Regions from separate parts of the Homo sapiens genome. Here region 2 is linked to region 1. Evidence: chromatin contacts called from ENCODE Hi-C or POLR2A ChIA-PET data. All regions are on one chromosome and are shown on one strand. The core of a region is the stretch at or near the end of the contact, and the rest is flanking DNA. Distances in the headings are between cores, read along the strand shown. Region 1 has its middle 240 kb from the start of INHBA. Region 2 has its middle 13 kb from the start of ZMIZ2.

Region 1 (7,906 bases), core at 1,473-3,972:
TTCTCACTTCCTAGCACATGGCGCTCTGGGACGCAGACAGATTAAGTGACTTATCCACCCTCTGGGTCACAGGGCACCAGGATTTGAATATGATCTGTCTGCAAAGTCCACGCTTTTTTTGTGTGTTTTTGAAAATCACTTTATTGAGGAATGACACGTAAAAAGCAGTATGCTTTTCAACCATCACATATGCCAGCTCCCAGGTGGGCTGCTGTGGGAGCAGGGAAGGGTGCAGGGAGGAGAGCCCACTTCTCTTTCCCTGTGATTATTTTTCCTGCACGGGGTTGTATGGCCAAAAAGTGCGCAAATAGATTGGTAAACACTAAAGCTGGTCCTCGTTACTGACAGGTGAAAAGAACATGTGTAAGACCCAAAACACCTAGGAAGGACATTTGTAAGGTGACTAAGCCTGAGCTCCGCCTGTCTCTTTGGAAGCAGCCAAGGTACAGTAAATGCTCTTGAACACCAGGGGGCAGTGTGTGACTGCCGTTTCTCATTCCGCTCCCTACAGAGCCTCAAAGCAGTTTTTCCCAGTAAAGCTGATCTCTGCTACATGGGTCCTAACTCTGAGCCTCTGTCACCTCTGTCAACAAGACTTTCCTTGAGTGACAAAAACTGAACTTAAGTAATGTAAGTGCCCACAACAGCTGAAGTCTGAGCAATTCTTAGCGGCAGGAAGATGTTTCTCTTGCTGCCTGAACTACTCCTAGAATGGTAGAGCATCAAAGAACCATAGCTCCTTAAGCATCTCTGGGCAAGAGGTGCCTGACCCCTATCCCTGATGGCACTGAGTCCTGTCTGGGACACTCTATTACATTTCTTTTCTGTCTTTCTCCTTCCTTTCACCTACAAGTAAATCTTTTCTGTTTTAAGAAATCAGTCAAGGCATCAGCAATGAACTCTGGGTATGAGACGCCCACTCATAGGAGCTCAAAATCCCCAAGCTCCTGGGTATTTTCACATGGATGGGATGCTCTCCTCACCCTCAGTGTGCCCCAGCCGCGGCTCCCCACCCTCGGCCCCTCCCCTTGTGGGTTCCCTTCTCAATGCCCTGCACCTGGGAGCCTCCCTCTCACCCAGACTTTGCCATGACCTTGTTCTGCTCACTCTCTTCTCCTTTCCCTGCCTCTGGCTATTCCCTGTCACCCACTGACTCCGTGGAAGAGGACTCCCTCCCAGCTGAGTGTGTGACCCCAGGGCCCACTCTGCTTTCCGCTGGAGGCAGCCAGTGAGTGGTAGACGCATGGGATCTGCCTTCACACAGTCCAGGCTCTGTCACTGACCAGGCAGATAGCCTTGGACACCTGCCTGAACCTCTCTTCCCTTCCGCCCTTCAGATCCCTCATTTCCTCATTTTGGAGCCTCCTCTGGGGCACACGCTAAGACCTCTGGGCACATGGTCATCGCTATGACCAGCCCTGGCCCTCTCCTTTTGGGGGGCAATCAGTTACATGCTTCTTTTGGCACAGAGTTCATCTATATCCATGTTTGAAGTGATTGCCCGGACATGAATATAAGGGTCACTGCCTAACTCGCTGCAATAGTTAAAGGGAGTAACGAGAAGGGGGCCCTGCTGAGTGGTCTGGAGTGGGGTAAAATGAAAGGCAAACACACCGCCCTTGATGATTTAGACTCCTCTACAAGAGAGACTAATCTACTACATAGACTAGGACACATTCCACAGATGAGGAAACAGAGGCTCATAGAAAGTTCAACAACTGGCCGGGCGTGGTGGCTCACGCCGGTAATCCTAGCACTTTGGGAGCCTGAAGCAGGCGAATCACTTGAGGTCAGAAGTTTGAGACCAGCCTGGCCAACATGGTGAAACCCCATCTCTACTAAAACTACAAAAAAGTAGCTGGGCTTGGTGGGGGGCGCCTGTAATCCCAGCTACTCTGGAGGCTGAGGCAGGAGAATTGCTTGAGCCGGGGAGACGGAGGTTGCAGCGAGCGGAGATCGTGCCATTGCACACCAGCCTGGGGGACATAAGTGAGACTCTGTCAAAAAAAAAAAATTCAAAAGTTCAACAACTTGTGCAGAGCCACTTGCTACCCGAGGACCCGTGACTCAAGCACATCGGTGTGGTTTAAAGTCCACCCTGTGGCTCCTCTCACGCTCCTCCTACCTCCGGGTCAAGGGGCGCTGATGTAAGGCATTCCGCTTGTGCCTTTCAAAATAAACAACTGCTTTCAAAAGACAAACGGAATTATACATAGACTAGGACAGTTGAAAAAATGCTAGATTCTGTCCCCGCAGGGAAGTGGCCGACCCGATGTGTGGAGGGGCTGGGAGCTGCCATGCCCCGCACAACCCGGCGCACCCTGCGGGCTTCACGCGTGGGCTTCACGCGTGGGACTCGCAGGCTCAGTCTGCAGGGGCGCTGCTGTCACCGCACCCGCCTCCCCAGCTCAGGCAGCCCAGGACTCCCTCTGGCTTATATGTAGTAAAAAACAAAGGCAGTGTCTGGTTCAGATCCAAGAAAGCCACAGCAGTGGCCACAGAGATGTTTCTCCAAGTCTCATATTGATGAATCCCAAGCATATTTGAACTGTTTAATACCCCCATCTCCAAAGATGCTCTTTTTTAGCTAGTGTCCAATCCCTATATTACAGTTCCTAAACAAGAAACATTCCCCGTGCTGAATCCGCGTGGTTCTTTCCTCTTCAGCGCAGAGAACGGAGGTGGAGATGGGCTCCGGTGCTCCCGCTGAACAGGGACGGTGCGCAGTCATTCCCCGCCTGCACCACGCGGTGGCAGCAGCAGCATGGGCTGAAGGGGCTGTTGGACGCGTTTGCAGCTCCGCCCGCTGAGAAGCCACTATTAAATGCCCTGCAAACTGGGCATTAATCCCCAGGCCCTCCACAAGTGTGGTGAGGGGAGTGTGGAGGGAGGGAAGGAGGGCAGTGGACAGTCAAGTCTTGGAGATTGTGCCTGATGGCTGAGTGTTCTGGAATAGGCCTGTCCTTTCTCTCATTGACAGGGGGAGCTAGAGCTGGCAGGAGAGGGCCAGGAATTTTTCTCTTGCTGACACTTTGCAACAGGTCTGGCCTTTGGACCCAGAACCCCATAAGACCAGGCCTGTTCTTTTGCCTATGAGACTTCCTCGTTCACAGAAGCTATGACTTCTAGACCAGGCATCGTTGACTTCTGGCCTCCTCCCTCTTCTTCTAAAATTTTCTCCAAAAAGCACACCCACTGGCCCCCCTGGTGTGTCCCCTCCAGCTCTGGTCCTCCAGGGCAAAGCCCAGACTCCTTCATGGGGTGTTTGGGGCCTATGCACCTTCACCCCGAGTTTTCACTCCTGCCAGTGCCTTATGTACATCCTGTCAACCTCCTTCCTGACCCTCATCTACAGAGGTCCACTCTCCCACCTCATACTGTCTCTTGTACCTTCCTCTCCACCTCTTCCTCTTCTGAAAGGGCCCCTCCTTAGTCAGTGTTTAACTCATGTTCTTGGAACCCTTCCCTGATGTCTGAACTGTTAATTATAACCTGTGCCACTTCCCTGGTGCCTGCAAACACTGCAAGACTTAACTCATCTCCTGCTCACAATGATTCAGTCATCTGGACAGATGAGGACACTGAGGCACAGATACATAAACTTGCCTGAGGTCCCAGAGCTAAGGAAGAGGCAATCTTAAATTGTCATCTCTGAGTAAACTCACATATTCTCTGCCTTGGAACTCAGAGACTGGGATTTTGCCACTATGTTTCTCTGTGACTGATTATGACCCAAACAATGTCATAACATCTTTTTTTTTGAAACATAGTCTCACTCCGTCACTCAGGCTGGAGTTCAGTGGCACAATCTCAGCTCACTGCAACCTCTGCCTCCCGGGTCCAAGCGATTCTCCTGCCTCAGCCTCCTGAGTAGTTGAGATTACAGGTGCACCACCACGCCCGGCTAATTTTTATATTTTTAGTAGAGACGCAGTTTCACCATGTTGGCTAGGCTGGTCTCGTACTCCTAACCTCATGTGATCTTCCTATCTCAGCCTCTCAAAGTGCTCAGATTTACAGGTGTGCACAACCACTCTCAGCCAATGTTTGTATTTTTAGTACAGATGGGGTTTTACCATGTTGGCCAGGCTGGTTTCAAACTCCTGAGCTCAGGTGATCCACCCTCCTCGGCATCCCAAAGTGCTGGGATTAGAGGCTTGAGCCACTGTGCCTAACCCCAAACAGGGTCACACATCTTGATTCGCAAAACAAGGAATGTGGAGAAGTGGTGAGGGTTGGGATCCCTGTTCTTGCACTTGCTAGCTGAGTGATTTCAGAAAGGTAACACACACACTTTCTCTTTCTCTCTCTCTCCATTTTTAAAGTGGTGGTAATACTAGTAAGACTATTATGAGAATAGAGATTAGAGATATAATATAAATGTGTTCAGTTTACAGTTGAGTCTGTGAGTGCAGTATCCAGAAGTATTCCATAAAATGGAATACTCCTATAGCCAGGAACTCAGCATCAGTCACTGTAAATGCAAATACATGCAGCCGTACCCGGATGGCTCTGCGGTTTCTTTTCTTTTTCTTTTCTTTTTTTTTTTTTTTCTGAGATGGAGTCTCACTCTGTCACTCAGGCTGGAGTGCAGTGGCAAGATCTCAGCTCACTGCAAACTCTGCCTCCTGGGTTCACGCCATTCTCCTGCCTCAGCCTCCTGAGTAGCTGGGACTACAGGCGCCTGCCACCACGCCCTGCTAATTTTTTGTATTTTTAGTAGAGACGGCATTTCACTGTGTTGGCCAGGAGGGTCTCCATCTCCTGACCTCATGATCCACACGCCTCGGCCTCCCAAAGGCTCTGTGAGGTTTCTAAATAAACACTGTAACTCAGAAATATGTGTTTGGAGGTATTAAACTGCAGAGAATTGAAGGATGAAAACTTACCAAGAAATATTAGCTAGGGCCCTTTCTTTGACAATGTATCCCACATGAGGTTAAATCCCATAGCTGTGACCCACAAGGGGGCCCAAGAAGCCCCAACTCTCATTTCCAGAGAACACTCTCCTTCTGCAGACCCCATTTTCCTTCCGAGCTTGCAGCCTGATTTCAGGGTGTGTACTGGTTCACAGTGACCCCCAATCTGACACCCGCCACCCCACCTTATGCACAGGACTTACCTGCAACCCTCAATTGCACGATTCAACCCCACACTTCTGGCTGGGATGCTGGTCACATCTAACCCTGACAGAGTCATTCCTAGACCCCAGGACTTTGGAGGTGGGAGTGAGGAAGAACCAGTCTCTGTAGGTGACTGTAAATCTGAACGAAGAACCTGGGCACTGTGGGCCACCATTTCCCACCAGCCAGGCAGAATAAGTGTGCTGGGTGGGATGCGTGAAGAGAGGATGGAGAAATCAGAATGTAAAGATGTGAAGAGGTTGCTCCCAGGGCTCCCAGTAACAATGTAAGCTCTCAGTTCTGCTCTCCCCAAAGGAGATCTCCCTACAGCACCATCACTCACCTGGCTACCTTGAATTGGCCTCTGTTCCTTGCCACCAAAAAATGTCCTAACTATGACGTCAAGCTCTCTGCAGCCAGAGACCCCCAACATGCTGTGATGAGAAAGTGCTGGACACTGGTGATCTTGTCCGCAGCCTCACACTGTGTCCTGCCATCCCAAGTAGGTCTTTGAGAGAAGGGAGAATCCTTCCCTGCCATTGTTCTGCATGAAGAAAAACAGAAGTAAATGGCACTGGTGATGCTTCTGCCATCAATAGAAGTCCCTTGCACATCCCTCCAGTTGATTCATGGGAGCCCCACTCTCTGGGTGGATTGGGTCACCTCCAGCCACCCAATTCCCACTTAGAGCTATAATGGGGCTTGCGAGGGGAGTGCAAGCCCAAGCCTTTCCCCTGTAAACCACAGGTTCTGGGCCTCCTGCATCACCTGGGAAACCGTGAAACCCTTTCCTCTAAAGCCTCACCTGGCGAATGGCCCTTCAGCATGAGCTCAGGACCCACATCCTAGGAAGATCTTCCAGGAACCCCCACAGGCTTCAGTTGGGAAGGTCTCCTCCTCCAAGCCCATGCCTTCTGCTCTCACAATACTTCCCATCCTCCCCTCCAATGTTGCATTTTTCTCTTTTTCTTTCTGGACTGTGAGGTCCTTAAGAGAAGAGTTATCCTTCATCCTTTTTATCCACTGGTGATAAGTATTCAGTAAATATCTGTCAAACTGACTTTTCAAAATAACAACCAACCATCACACCCTTTCTTAGCATTTCTGTCCTTCCAAATGGAACTTCAGGATACACACAGGCTTTCTAGCTCATGTTCTTCTCACTGTCTCATCCACCCACTCCTAAGAAGTGTAGAGACCCTTTTGGTTTTACAAGATTTGGAGTAGATCTCTTCTAGAGAATCTAGAATACAGGAAAGGCAGAGGCAGTAGGTAATCATACCTCCCTGGTTTGATTACCCGCACAAGATTCCCATGGGCAGCTCCGAATCTTCTGGAAATCAGTCCCAGGTTGAGCAAACAAGCAAAGTTTTCACAATCGTGTTTTTGGGTTCTAGTTTTTGACTTACAGATTTGATAATTCTGGAAGTCCTGAGGCCTCTGCACCAGACCAGCTGACCCTGTGGTTTCAACATGTGGACCCCATGTGGACCACTTTGAGGCAGCTGTTAGACATAGTAATGTCAACATGTAGGAACTCTGTGTGATACCAAGTAAAGAAAGCACTAGGGTGGCATGGGAGACATGGAAGGGTTGGGGTGAGGGTCAGGGTGAGGGGCTGGTGACTGTGAAAGAGGACAGTGAGCCATGGGATGCAGAGTGGAATCTGGGGAAGGCATGGAGGGGCAAGGATATCTACGGACCCATTAGCGGGTCATGTTTCCATTCGACTGTGGTTTTAGGCCATCTCAAAATGTCTCCATTATAAAAAAGACCCTGTGTCAATGCTTGTGTGCCAATATTCCATACCCCACAGGGCTCCTCCCTCCCCTCAAACTCCCCTTCTGATCATCTGCAGTGAGGCTCAGAGCTACCATCAGAGGGTGATGTTGCCGGGTGTCCAAGTATTACTCAAATAACCTGTCCAAGGTGGCATACATTTCTGGAGACCCTTGCGCCAGAGTATCCCCAGCCCCAGACTGTCAGCTGCCTGGTCCTCACATACCCTGCCCTCCTACCACAGTCAAAACCCCGGTACAGACCTGCTGGAGCCAGAAAAGGAAAACAAATAAACAGAAAGTCTCTCTCTTCAGAGCAGATGACTTTCAAGCTACCTCGTGAGCTGACCTCAGGAGTAATAATGATGACAGTTGGATACTCTGCCCCTACTAGTTTTGTTATGGTACAGACACTCACTCTCTTCCCTCTTCCTGCCACTGTGGCTATGAAACCAAGTGTGGCTGGAGCCTGGTCAGCCTGGGCCTGCCTGGCAGTGATGGGCAGAGTTCTTCCTTTACCTATGATGGGTGGACAGCAGGAGTGAGAGATAAGGGTTTTATTCTTTTTTTTTTTTTTCTTAAGATGGCGTCTTGCTCTGTAGCCCAGGCTGGAGTCCAATGGCGATGATCTCAGCTCACTGCAACCTCCGCCTCCTGGGTTCTGGTGATTCTTCTGCCTCAGCCTCCCGAGTAGCTGGTGTTACAGGGGTGCACCACTACCCCCCAGCTAATATTTTTGTATTTTTAGTAGAGATGGGGGTTTCACCATGTTGGCCAGGCTGGTCTCGAACTCCTGACCTCAGGTGATCTGCCAGCCTTGGCCTCCCAAAGTGCTGGGATTACAGGCATGAGCCACCGCACCCAGCCACGGGTTTTGTTTCTAACCACTAAGATCTCGGGTTCTTTTGCCAACATTGCGTCCTCCTGCCCAGCCACTGACACTATGTGCAACTGACTCTTACATGGCCTCTTACATTTTACTATTAGGTTGGCACAAAATTAATT
Region 2 (7,906 bases), core at 2,370-4,869, 2.8 Mb after region 1:
TTGAGACATATTTTCCCTCTTGTTGCACAGGCTGGAGTGCAATGGTGTGATCTCGGTCTCGGCTCACCACGACGTCCACCTCCCAGGTTCAAGCGGTTCTCCTGCCTCAGCCTCCCGAGTAGCTGGGATTACAGGCATGCGCCACCACACCCTGGCTAATTTTGTATTTTTTATTTTTAGTAGAGACTGGGTTTCTCCATGTTGGTCAGGCTGGTCTCAACCCCTGACCTCAGGTGATCCGCCTGCCTCGGCCTCCCAAAGTTCTGGGATTACAAGTGTCAGCCACTGCGCCAGCCCACTCTCACCACTTCTATTCAATATAGTACTGCAAGTCCTACCAGAGCAATTAGGCAAGAAAAAAGAAGTAAAATAGAAAGGAAGAATTTAATGTGTCTTTGTTTGCCGATAACATGAATACCCTAAAGACTTTGAAAAAACCTGTTAGAACTGCTAAACAAATTTAGTAAAGTTTCAAGTGTGCAGGATACTGGCTGGGTGTGGTGGCTCACACCTGTAAACCCAGCACTTTAGGAGGCCGAGGCAGGTGGATCACTTAAGGTCAGGAGTTCAAGACCAGCCTGGCCAACATAGTGAAACCCCGTCTCTACTAAAAATACAAAAATTAGCCGGGCATGGTGACACAATCCTGTAATCCCAGCTACTGAGGAGGCTGAGGCAGAAGAATCGCTTGAACCCAGGAGGTGGAGGTTGCAGTGAGTCGAGATTTTGCCACTGCACTCCAGCCTGGGCAACAGAGTGAGACTCCATCACAAAAAAACAGAATTATAGAAGTAGAGAGTTGAATGGTGGTTACCAGATGCAGGAGGAGGCAGGAGGAGGCAGGAGGTGGTGGATGGGGAAAGGGTTGGTCTAAGGGTACATGCAAAGTTTCAGTTAGGAGAAATAAGTTCTAGTGATCTACTGCATAGCATGGTGACTATAGTTAATAATAATGGATTGTATATTCCAAAATTGCTTAAAGAGTCCATCTTAGATGTTCTTTCCACAAAGAAATAAGTATATGAGGTGACAGATAGGTAGATATATAAGTTAACTTTTTTTCTTTTCTTTTTTTTTTTTGAGACAGAGACTTGCTCTGTCACCCAGGCTGGAGTACAGGGGTGCAATCATATAGAAGCTCACTGCGGCCTCCACTTCCCAGGTTCAAGCGATTCTTATGTCTCAGCCACCTGAGTAGCTGGGATTAAGGCATGCGCCACCACAGCTGACTAATTTTTGTGGGTTTTTTTTTTTTTTTTTGAGACACAGTCTCGCTCTTTCACCCAGGCTGGAGTGCAGTGGCACGATCTCAGCTCACTGCAACCTCTGCCTCCCGGGTTCAAGCCATTCTCCTGCCTCAGCCTCCTGAGTAGCTAAGATTACAGCCATGTGCCACCACGTCCAGCTAATTTTTTTTTTTTTTTTTTGAGAAGGAATCTCACCCTGTTGCCTAGTCTGGAGTGCAGTGGCACGATCTTGGCTTGCTGCAACCTCCACCTCCCGGGTTCAAGCAATTCTCCTGTCTCAGTCTCTGGAGTAGCTGGGACTGCCCACCACCATGCCCAGCTAATTTTTGCATTTTTAGTAGAGACAGGATTTCACCATATTGGTCAGGTTGGTCTCAAACTCCTGACCTCAGGTGATCCACCCACCTTGGCCTCCCAAAGTGCTGGGATTACAGGTGTGAGCCACCACGTCTGGCCAATTTTTGTATTTTTAGTACAGATGGGGTTTCGCCATGTTGGCCAGACTGGCCTTGAACTCCTGACCTCAGGTGATCCACCCGCCTCTGCCTCTCAAAGTGCTAGGATTACAGGTGTGAGCCATAGTGCCCGGCTAATTTTTGTATTTTTAGTAGTGACGGAGTTTTGCCATTTTAGCCAGGCTGGTCTCAAACTCCTGGCCTCAAGTGATTCACCCGCTTTGGCCTCCCAAAGTTCTGGGATTACAGGCATGAGTCACTGCTCCTGACCTAGTTAACTTGATTTAATCATTCCACAGTGTATACATATAATAATACCTTTTACCCTATAATGATATACAATTATTATTTGTCAATTAGACATAAAGTTATAAAAAAATTCAAGTGACCCAGAATAGCCAAAACAACCTTGAAAAAAAGACAGCAAAGTTGGAAAACTCACACTTCCCAATTCCCTTCCCTTCCCTCCCCTCCCTTCCCCTTCCTTCCACTCCCTCTCCCTCCCCTCCCTTCCCCTCCCCTCCCTTCCCATCCTTTCCTCTTCCTTCCCCTTCCCCCTCCACTCCCCTCTCCTCCCTTCCCCTCCCTTACTCTTCCCTCCCCTCACCTTTCCTTTCCCCCTTCCTTTCTCCTTTCCTTGTTTGTTTTGTTTTTACAGACAGGATCTCTCTCCCAAGCTGGAGTGCAGTGGTGCAATTATAGCTCACTGCACCCTCAAACTCCTGAGCTAAAGCAATCCTCCCATTTCAGCCTCCTGAATAGCTAGGGCTACAGGTGCATGCCACCAAGCCCAGCTAATTAACAAAATATATTTTTTGGCTAGGTGTAGTGGCTCACACCTGTAATCCCAGCACTTTGGGAGGCCGAGGATGGCAGATCACCTGAGTTCAGGAGTTCCAGGCCAGCCTGGCCAACGTGGCGAAAGCCTGTCTCTACTAAAAATACAAAAATTAGCCAGGCATGGGGGCGGGAGCCTATAATTCAGCTACTCAGGAGGCTGAGGAGGGAGAATTGCTTGAACCCAGGAGGCAGTGGTTGCAGTGAGCCAAGATCATACCACTGCAATCCAGCCTGGGCAACAAGAGCAAAACTCCATCTCAAAAAAAAAAAAAATTCTTTTGTATAGACAGGATCTTGATGAGTTGCCCATGCTGGTCTTGAACTCTTGGCCTCAAGGGATCCTCAATCCTCAGTCTCCTACAGCACTGGGATTATATGTATGAGCCATGGAACCTGGGCCCCAATTTTAACTTACTACAAAGCTACAGTAATCAGATCAGTGAGGTACCGGCATAAGGAGAGATACATAAATCAATGGAATAGAATTGAAAGTCCAGACATAGGCTGGACGCAGTGGCTCACGCCTGTAATCCTAGCACATTGGGAGGCTGAGGTGGGCAGATCACGAGGTCAGGAGTTCGAGACCAGCCTGACCAACATGGTGAAACCCCGTCTCTACTAAAAATACAAAAATTAGCCAGGCGTGGTGGCGGGCGCCTGTAATTCATGCCACTGCACTCCAGCCTGGGCAACAGAGCAAGACTCCATCTCAAAAAAAAAAAAAAAAAGGAAAAAAAAATAAGTGAAAGGACAATCCACAGAATAGGAGAAAATGTTTACAAATTATATCTGATAAGGGACTTGTGTCCAGAATATACAAAGAATTCCAAGTTGGGAGCAGTGGCGTGTGCCTCTAGTCCCAGCTACTCAGGAGGCTGAGGCAAGAGGATCACTTGAGCCCAGGTGTTAGACACCAGCCTGGGCAACACAGGGAGACCCTCATCCTCTTGAAAAGAAATCCAATTTAAGAACGGGTAAAGGATCTGAATAGTCATTTCTCCAAGGAAGATATACAAATGGCAGTAAGTATGTGAAAAGATTCTCAACATCATGAATCATTAGGGAAATGCCAACGAAAACCACAATGAGATGCCACGTCACACCTACTAGAATGACTAATAAAAAGACACAGGATGTAGAGAAGCTGGAACCCTCATACACTGCTGGTGGGAATGTCAAATAGTACAGCTGCTTTGGAGAACAGGAAGATCATCTGGTAGTTTCTCCAAGTTTAAACATAGAGTTACCATTAAACCCATTAATTCCACTTACAAGTATGTACCCAGAGAAGTGAAAGCATGTCCACACAGAGACTTATACATGAATGTTCATAGCTGCATTATTCATAGTAGCCAAAAAGCTGAAATAACCAAAATGTCCATCAACTCATGAACAGATAAACAGAATGTGGTGTATCCCTATGATGGAATATTATTCAGCAATGAAAAGGAATAAAGTGCTGATACATGCTACAACATGAATAAACCATGAAAGCATTATGCTCAGTGAAAGAAGCCAGATACAAAAGATCACATATTTTATTATTCCGTATATATTAAATGTCCAGAATAGGCAAACCATAGGAACAAAAAGTAGATTATTGGTTGCCAGGGGCTGGGGAGGAGGTAATGCGGAATGACATCTAATGGATATAGGATCTCTTCTGACAGTGATAAAAATGCTCTAAAATTGATTATGTTCATATACATAACACTGTTGAATTGTATACTTTATATAGGTGAATTTTTTTTTTTTTTTGAGATGGCGTCTTGCTCTGTTGCCCAGGCTGGAGGGCAGTGGCGCAATCTCGGCTCACTACAACCTCCACCTTCAGGGTTCAAGCAGTTCTCCTGCCTCAGCCTCCCAAGTAGCTGGGATTACAGGCGTGTGCCACCACACCTAGCTAATTTTTGTATTCTTAGTAGAGACGGGGTTTCATCATGTTGGCCAGGCTGGTCTCGAACTCTTGACCTCGTGATTTGCCCACCTCAGCCTCCCAAAGTGCTGGAATTACAGGCGTGAGCCACCACACCCACCCCAGGTGAATTGTATAAATGTGAATTTATAGCTCGAATAGACTGTTATTAAGAGCAAAAAGAGGCTGATGGTAGTGGCTCACCCTTGTAATCCCAGTGCTCTGGGAGGCAGAGATGGGTGGATCACTTGAGCCCAGGAGTTTGAGACCAGCCTAGGCACACAGGGAGACCCCATCTCCACAAAAAGTACAAAAATTAGCTGGGCATGGTGGCACGTATCTGTAGTCCCAGCTATTTCAGAGGCTGAGGTGGTAGGATCACTTCAACCAGGGAGATTGAGGCTGCAGAGGGCTCTGCGTTCACACCACTGCACTCCAGCCTGGGCTACAAAGAGACCCTGTCTCAAAAAATAAAAATTAAAAAAAAAAAAAGAGAAAGAGCAAAAAGAGAGGGCTGGCAAGGGCTGGAGCAAGGGCAGCATTGATTGGGTGTTGCGAAGTGCTTGGATGTGGCTCAGTAGTGGGTACAGAAGATCAGGGGCCTGGAGTAGGGAGGAGCACCAGAGCAGGCTGAGCCCAGTCCAGAGGCAGCTGGGTGGGGTCCTGGGAAGAGGCACCTGTTGAGGCTCTCTCCCATCACTTTTATGGGCTCAGTGGACTCAGGAGGAAGGTCGTCTGTGAAGAGTGAGCCAAGGAGGTGAGAAATTGTGGTCTGTGTCTGGAAGCGCAGGGTGCATTGACTGGGAAGGAATCAGTCCAACCTGCCAGCACCTAGGGTCCATCTGAGGTCAGGGGTCAGGAAGATCAACTGAAACTAGGCAGCAGGGCCTACACAACCATGGGCTGCTGGTGTCTGGGTATGGACATGGGTGGGGGTTAACAGGGCTTGGAAGGAGACACTTAGAAAATAATACAAATGCTAACTGGAAAACAGGCAACACAACTTCCACCTTAGAATCTCACCTCTGTTAGAGCATTATGCATGTGTGTTGGGAGTTGTGGGGGACTGAGTTCCTCTGGACACTACCCCTTCTCTCCTCCCTGCCCACCTGCACCAACTTAGCCCATGAGAGCTGCTGGCCCACAGGAAGTTCTGGGGTGCAGACCCTGTCAGGTCTTGGGCATAGGAGCCCAGCGGCTAGAAGGGCCCAAAGGCAGCTAGAGGAGAATGGGTTGAAATTTATCCCTCCTGTGACCAGCCAGCAGAGTTTGGGGCATAGCTGATTTTTGTCCTCACTTTGCAGATGTCGGCACCTTGCCTGACTTGGGGTTCAGAAACTCGGCGCGGTGGCTCATGCCTGTAATCCCAGCACTTTGGGAGGCCGAGGCGGGTGGATCATGAGGTCAGGGGTTTGAGACCAGCCTGGCCAAAATGGTGAAACTTCGTCTCTACTAAAAATACAAAAATTAGCCGGGTGTGTGGCACATGCCTGTAGTCCCAGCTACTCAGGAGTCTGAGGCAGAAGAATCGCTTGAACCCAGGAGGCAGAGGTAGCAGTGAGCCTAGACTGTGCCATTGCACTCCAGCCTGGGTGACAGAGCAAGACTCCATCTCAAAAAAAAGAAACTCGGAAGTATCTGAATATGGTGCCCATGGCATGGACATGTCAGCTGGGGCCACAGCCAGGGGCCTGCTGGTCATGGGCAACTGGGAGACAGAGGCAGAGAGAGAAGTGTGGAGGGTCCTTCACAAGACTGTGCCTGTCAGGCTGATGTAGCTCCTGCAAGCTCCCCAAGAATGCCAAGGAGCCAGGGGGAAGTGGCGTGGTGACCCTGGGTGGAGGGAGCATGGATGGTGGAGCTGACCCAGTTCCATCTGTATAAACACATGCAGTGGGGGCCAGTGCTGCTGGAATGTTGTATGTGGAATAGCAGAAGAACATCAATACGCTAAAAGTAGTAGTTTTTTTTTTTCTGGGAGACAGGATTACAGTAAATTTTATTTAATTCTCTTTACTTTAGCTTTCTGTTTTGTTTTTCAGAGACAAGGTCTCACTCTGTTGCCCAGGCAGTGATGCAATCACAGCTCATGGCAGATGACCTCCTGGGCTCAAGCAATCCTCCCACCTCAGCCTCCTGAGTAGCTGGGGCCACAGGCATATGCCACCATGCCTGTGGTGGCTAATTTTTAATTTTTTTGTAGAAATGGGGTCTTGCTATGGTATCCAGGCTGGTCTCGAACTCCTGGGCTACCCATGTCAGCCTCCCAAAGTACTGAGATTACAGGCATGAGCCACAGCACCTGGTCTTACTTTTTTTTTTTTTTTTTTTTTTTTTTGAGACGGAGTTTCCCTCTTGTTGCCCAAGCTGGAGTGCAATGGCGCAATCTTGACTCACTGCAACCTCCACCTCCCAGGTTCAAGCGATTCTCCCACCTCAGCTTCCCGAGTAGCTGGGATTACAAGCACGCGCCACCACCCCTGGCTAATTTTTTGTATTTTGAGTAGAAACAGGATTTTACCATGTTAGCCAGGCTGGTCTCGAACTCCTCACCTCAGGTGATCCACCCGCCTCGGCCTTCCAAACTGCTGGGATTATAGGCGTGAGCCACCGCGCCGAGCCGGTCTTACATATTTTTATGTTTTACAATAAATAGGTATTGTTTTTGTGACAGTCTGGGGCCAGGCCTGTGGTGGAGCCTGGGTGCAGGCTGGACAAGTCCTGGAGTGGGGCATGGGTGGGGCCTGAGGTGGGCTTGGAGTAGGACCTGTGGTAAAGCCTGCGTAGGACCTAGGGTACAGCCTGGGACAGAGCTTCAGAGGAGCCCGGGGTCCTGGTGGACCCTGTGAGGCTATGACTGGCTCAGTGAGCCCTGGCTGCTGCTGTACTCTGAGTGAGGAGCGGCAGGGTGACCAGGCTTTTGGAATCTGTGCTAGGAAGTGAAGGTGGACGGGAGAAGCAGCAGGAGATCAGCTGCAGCCACCACACTGGTCCTAGGCCCAGGTGACAGGACATAGGTGTCTGGTGCCACCTTCACTTCACCCCTCCTGACCTCTGACCCTGCACCGTGGGCATGCACATTAACCCCTGCTCCCCATGTCCAGTGCCCGCTCTTTGACCCTCCCCTCTTCACTACTCTGTGTCGAGATCTCAACTCGCAGGGTGGCCAGCCACCGATTCTTTTTTTTTTTCTGAGGCGGAGTGCGATGGTGAGATCTCGGCTCACTGCAACCTCTGCCTCCCGGGTTCAAGCTATTCTCCTGCCTCAGCCTCCCGAGTAGCTGGGACTACAGGCACGTGCTACCACACCCAGCTAATTTTTGTATTTTTAGTAGAGACGGGGTTTCACCATGTTGCCCAGGATGGTCTCGATCTCTTGACCTCATGATCCGCCCGCCTCGGCCTCCCAAAGTGCTGGGATTACAGGCATGAGCCACCGCACCGGGCAG

The links. Hi-C counts contacts between places; a loop is a spot of excess contacts on that map. ChIA-PET counts read pairs that join two places held with the same protein, here RNA polymerase II (POLR2A).
Region 2: a map of vagina shows a loop between it and region 1 (27-fold over the local background). The contact joins two enhancer-like sites. A Hi-C loop is called at or near these places in 1 of 168 maps with a recorded cell type or tissue (vagina). POLR2A ChIA-PET finds 5 or more read pairs at or near these places in 1 of 52 experiments (H1).

Annotation. Positions count from the first base shown.
Region 1 is chr7:41,940,474-41,948,379 of GRCh38, forward strand. No RefSeq gene overlaps it. Among named protein-coding and RNA genes, the nearest start is that of INHBA, 240 kb to the left of the region's middle. Within about 2 kb of position 2,723, at least 7 of the 41 ENCODE cell types and tissues checked have a DNase peak (open chromatin) inside an H3K27ac peak, as active enhancers do.
Region 2 is chr7:44,731,977-44,739,882 of GRCh38, forward strand. No RefSeq gene overlaps it. Among named protein-coding and RNA genes, the nearest start is that of ZMIZ2, 13 kb to the right of the region's middle. RefSeq lists enhancers at 6,461-6,540, 6,591-6,670. Within about 2 kb of position 3,620, at least 7 of the 41 ENCODE cell types and tissues checked have a DNase peak (open chromatin) inside an H3K27ac peak, as active enhancers do.